2 separate regions of the Mus musculus genome follow, and region 2 is linked to region 1. The links are chromatin loops, found by intact Hi-C in ENCODE. Cell type or tissue: left cerebral cortex. All regions are shown on one strand. Region 1 overlaps 0610040F04Rik (RIKEN cDNA 0610040F04 gene). Region 2 overlaps 0610040F04Rik (RIKEN cDNA 0610040F04 gene).

Region 1 (2,500 bases):
TAGAAGCTACGTGTTCTACCCTGTGACTCCAAGCACGTCTGGCCGCTGCCGGGGAGGGAAGGAGCGACCTGCCCGCCCTCCCCCGGCTTCATCACATGAGCCTCACGTGTTGGACAACGCTCTGGCGGCTGCGAAGTGCCCCCCCCCCCTCCAAACCTCGGGCCCCCAGGTGTCTGCGGCTGCGGCCTCCTTTCCCCGAAAGAGGGGGTGGCAGCGCAGCCAGAGTCCTGCCCAGCTGGGTGGGGGGCACGGAAGCTGGAAGGAACCGGGGAGCTGGAGGGGGGGGGGGAAGAGTTGGTAACGTGGGCGAACCTGCCCCAGGGAAATGAAGTAAGTTCCCGTCTCCTGGGAGGGAACGGGGGAGGACGGATTCCGCCCGCGTCTGACTCAAGCCGGGAGAGGAATATCCCCTTGGTCGCTCCAGCCCAGCCTTCTTCCTCCTCCCCCGCCTGGCCCGCTCCTAGGAACCGGTGCGCAGCTGAGGGAGTCGTCGGCCCCCCTTAGCCTTCTCCAGAGGCTGGGGTTTCTTTCCGTCCTGGCTTCCCAGCCCCCCCCCCCCCCCCCCCCCCAGCGCTCAGCCTCAGTGTCCAGGAATTGCCCGCCTTGGGGAGGGACCGAGGGCGGGGCGGATGTCACCCCATGGGAAGCGGGCTGGTGGCCAGGAGCTAGGGCAGCCGAGGCCGCCGCCGAGCACGCCGCGCGCACCTGACCGTGGACCGTGTGAGCCGTGCCGACCCCCTCCCCCCACCCCCACCCCGGACTCTCCCGGGAGCTCAGGTCCCAGGCGCAGCCTGCGGGTGGCCTGGCACCCGACTGGCGCGCACCCATCTCCTCCCGCCTTTCAGGGTGCCTCACTGCCCCCACCCACCCTGGCTAGTCAAGCACAGAAAGATACCGGGCACAGTGCCCGGCGTTCCCTCCCTCCTCTGCCCCCTCCGATGCAGAGGCGTCCGGGTCGCCTCCCCTCCGGCTGCAGCGTTACACAACCGCGGCGACGGCGCCTGCCCTGCAGCAGCGCGGGGCGTGACGCTTCACGTGGCCCGGACGCGGGCCGGAGCTCGGCTCACTTGCAAGCCTCTCCGCGCTGGCTTCCAAGCCTAGACCCCCGCGCACCGGGCTGCAAGGGATCTGCATGGGATCCCGCTGCTAACCAGGAACTTGGGTGGCGCTGTTTGCAGTCTATTCCAGGACAGGAGAGAGAGAGGAGAAAGCAGGACCCCCCCCCCCGCCCGGGTCCCTCCTCCCGCCCCATCCTCTTGGTTGATCACAGTGAAATCTCCACATTTATGCAGCACAAGTTCACTGAGCCCTTTACCCAGTCGAGCTCGCGGCTGGAGACAGTGGAGGTGGCAAACACGGATTTTGACCTTGAATTTACAAGGACCTTTGGGAAGGAGCCAACGAGGCCAACCAGAAGACCGCCTTCAGCAGAAAGTCTAACAGGGCCACTGGCAGGGAATATAAGATGAGAAAGTTTTCATTTAATACTAACCAAGAGGTTTAGGTAGTAGGGGTTAACCCACAGGCCGGTGCGCGGGGCACAAAGGGGCAGCACCAGGGGCCCCAGCTCTCTTCAATCTCGCGGAGGCCGCCCGGCCCCACCCCCACCGACCTGCATTGGAAAAATCTGGTCTCTTTGACCTTCTAACAGCCCGGAGCTGGGAAAGCATCTGAAACGCAGAACCTGCGGCGCTGTGAGCGGCGCTGACACACAGCAAGGGGCCAGTGGAAATTCATGACTAAAATAAGGCCTGGCTGGGGATTTCACTGACCTCTGCGCTCCCCTGCCCTGCAAGTTCGGAGAGTTGAGAGATGACTGTTAACCTTCCCTACCGTGCTTAGGGTCAGTCAACCCGCTGCGGAGTGACCTGGCTGGGAAATTGGGGGAAAATGAGGTCACTGCTAGAACTGGGCGCAGTTTGGTGGGTCAGTCGTCATTGTCAGTGTTCTGACGACCTGGAGGACTGGGATTCGCATGTTGATCAAACTGGGAGTGCATTTCCTTCAGGTCGCTCAAGCTTCTACTTCCTGTTTATGTTTCACAAGCGTCAAACCCATTAGTAAGTGTGAGAAATGATTGCTTTTCTAACTGTTCACTGGCTGACCTCACTTTGGGGCTTAGAGATCCATCCCTCCTCCCCAGACAGACATAGTTTGGCTGACAGGTTATAATCAATCTCCCTGGAGGGAATGAATGCTCCCACCTTCCTGCCAGGAGGTGAGCAGCAGGACCAGAGGTTTGGATGTGTCCTGGCACTCTTGAGGTAGGGTGGGAGTGAGGAAGGGCTGCCACCTTCCTGTGACTCTAAGGGGGAAGCGTTGTCATGGTTGCGCCAAAACTACAGTTCCACTAGGAAATACCCTCTGTCAGAGAAAGGAGGATATGTCCTCTCTTGTGTCCCCGGCCCCTTCCCCCCAGGAGTTAATCTCTGCAATTTTGCCTGCATGGTTCATGGTTCAGGAAAATAACATCCTTAAAATCATTTAATCAGTAACTTTC
Region 2 (2,500 bases), 82 kb after region 1:
TCATGTATCCTTTCCCCCAATAAAGGTAAAAAGGTAAAAACATGTCACGCCAATGACTTGAAGTCTTTCTGAAGAGAGGATTTTGGGGTTGGAAAGATGACTTCATGGTTAAAAGCCCCAGCTGTTCTTTCAGAGTGCCTGGGTTTGATTCCCACCACAGACGTCTGTAACTCCAGGCCTAGGGGACCCAGTATCCTCTTCTGGTCTTTATGCAGACCAGGCACGCAAACAGTGCACAGACATATATGTTAGTAAACGCACACGCACTTTAAGGAGAGAGGGGTTTACAGAAATGTAGTATGTAATGACAGACCATTCACAGTTTGCACTCGAGTTCTAACTTGGCTTAAAGGGGAAAGGGCGATTGAATTCGAGGCCTAAACCAAGGCACTTTGGAGGGAACGGAGCTCACATCCTCAAGTGCTGAAACTGCACTTTTATTATTTTACTCAAAGTTCCTGTAATTAGTTTTCCTATCAAGCGTTTTATTTGTTTGTTTTGAGACAGAGCCTGCTATTATCTAAGTAGCATCAAACTTCCTGCTAACACTCCCAAGTGTGGGGATTATAGATGTGCACCACCACATCTGGTTATGTTGTGCTGATGACCAAAGAAGGCTTTGTGCATCCTAGACACTCTGCCAACTGAGGTACCTCCTCATCTCTCCCATCAGGAGTGTATGTGTGCAGGCACACATGTGAATGGATGCTGTAGTGAGGGCATGGATTTTAGAGGACAAGTGTTGGGAAATTGGGCCTCTCCTTCCATCATGTGTTGGGGATTTTTGAGGCGTGCAGGCAGGAAAAGCACTTTTACCTGCTGGGCTGACTCTCTGGCCCTTCTTATCAAGTTTCGAATTCCTAGCATGAAATTCACACATAGAGTTTGGAACCTGGGTGACGCAGGGTTTTGCATTGCAGATATGACTGGTCTAATCCCGCTCCTCCACAGTTCTAGCTGTATGAGACGGCCCTCCTTTCTTAAGCGGTAGCTTGCACTCCATTTTCTTGGATATGGACAGACCAATGACAGGGCAGAAAGGAGATCTTATGATTTGTCAAGTGCAAGTCATAGCAATTAGTGTGGTTTCTCTTGAGTATTGCCAGGGCTCCTGGAGATGTCCTATGGAAAGCTCTCCCAGTAGCTCTGCCATCCTAGCCCGACCTGTTTTAGTTTTCTTTCCCCCAACTCCCAACCTCCAGACATGAGGCAGACAGCCTTCAAATTATTCCACCCTCCAGTCTTTGAGCCAGCCCCAGCTGATGCTGCGTGGAGGGCAGGACCACCTGTCTCCATGGAGCCCGGCCCAGATTGCAAAGTACTTGGGAAAAGAAGCACGATGCCTGTAGTCTTGATATCCAAGGATTCTGAGGGCATGGATTCAACCAAGAACACATGAAAGATACCTGCGAAAGATGTGTCTGTACTGAACTCGTGGATATGTATTGTCATTCTTCCTCAAATAATAAAATATAACTATTACACACATAGTATTTACATAAAGTTTGTGTGTGTATGTGTGTGTGTGTGTGTGTGTGTGTGTGTGTGTATGTGATGTGATGTGCTCACACATGTAAAGACCAGGGGTCAATGTTGGCTTTCTCCCTACAGAGACCTCCTACAGAGACTAGCTAACTCCACCACCTTTGCTGTGCATAATAAAATTACTGAGGTTCTAGGTTGTTGTGAATGGTTGGTGCCACCCTATCAGATTATGATCGGCCCACCTGACCCCAGCTTTTCAGTACATGTGTCTGTGTGGTCTCGCCTTTCTTCATTCCCTGGATGGCTCTAATCAGGTTTCCAGGACCAGGCTTTGCGTCAAGAGTTGGGAAGAGCACCACCCCTGCCCCCCCACTTTGTTGGGAATACAGACATGTACTGTTATGCCTGGCATTAAAATTTTTTAAAAGATTCTTATTCATATGTATAAATACTTTGCCTGTATGCGAATGATAATGAAGACATGACCACTCCAAGGTATGGTTGAAGAGAAGTATTTTTAGTGGTGTACCTATAAGGGAGAGTACAGTCAAAGGCAACTGGAAGAGTCCAGACTGAACTCGGCCATGAGGAGAAAGAGAGAGAGAGAGAGAGAGAGAGAGAGAGAGAGAGAGAGAGAGAGAGAACCAAGAGAGGAGCCATGAGGGCAAACTAGAACCACAAGGCGAGAAGGACGAAGAGAACACATGGCCAAAATGGCAATTATAGAGGAAAGAGAATAGTTATATAGGAGGGGAGCAAAACCCGTGGGCTGAGAAGTTTAGGGGAGAAGTGCTGAGAGGAGCCACAGGTGCTGAGTCTAGAACACCAAACAGACACTTTGCTATGCTAGTAGATACCACAGTTAATCATTTGTCTAGTGTTCCCTTGGGCCTAACCGTATGTATGCATATGTAGCATGCACAGACAAAGCCTGCAGAGGTCACAAAGAGGACGGGGCTGATCATCTAGACCTGGAGTTACAAATGATTGTGAGCTGCCAGGTGCTTGGAAGCAA

What was found. A loop is a pair of places that touch in the nucleus more often than their neighbours do. Peaks named below come from ENCODE experiments on the same cell type or tissue, not always from the same donor. Only the 100,000 strongest peaks of a DNase experiment are listed, where the experiment ranks them.
Region 2: a loop joins it to region 1, with 2.4 times the contacts of the local background. A loop is called at or near these places in 16 of 42 quality-filtered maps.

What each region holds. Positions count from the first base shown.
Region 1 is chr6:108,657,981-108,660,480 of GRCm38, reverse strand. The region is part of intron 1 of 0610040F04Rik (RIKEN cDNA 0610040F04 gene); the gene reads left to right. Among named protein-coding and RNA genes, the nearest start is that of Bhlhe40, 1.4 kb to the left of the region's middle. In left cerebral cortex, a CTCF peak has its summit at 1,143; DNase peaks (open chromatin) are centred at 419, 961 and 1,381; H3K4me3 peaks cover 2,118 bases; H3K27ac peaks cover 2,426 bases.
Region 2 is chr6:108,576,020-108,578,519 of GRCm38, reverse strand. 0610040F04Rik (RIKEN cDNA 0610040F04 gene) reads left to right here. Exons shown (of 7, transcript NR_104577.1): 6 at 1-4; 7 at 508-1,484. Among named protein-coding and RNA genes, the nearest start is that of Gm44040, 42 kb to the right of the region's middle. In left cerebral cortex, no CTCF peak of the experiment used is centred here; a DNase peak (open chromatin) is centred at 1,258.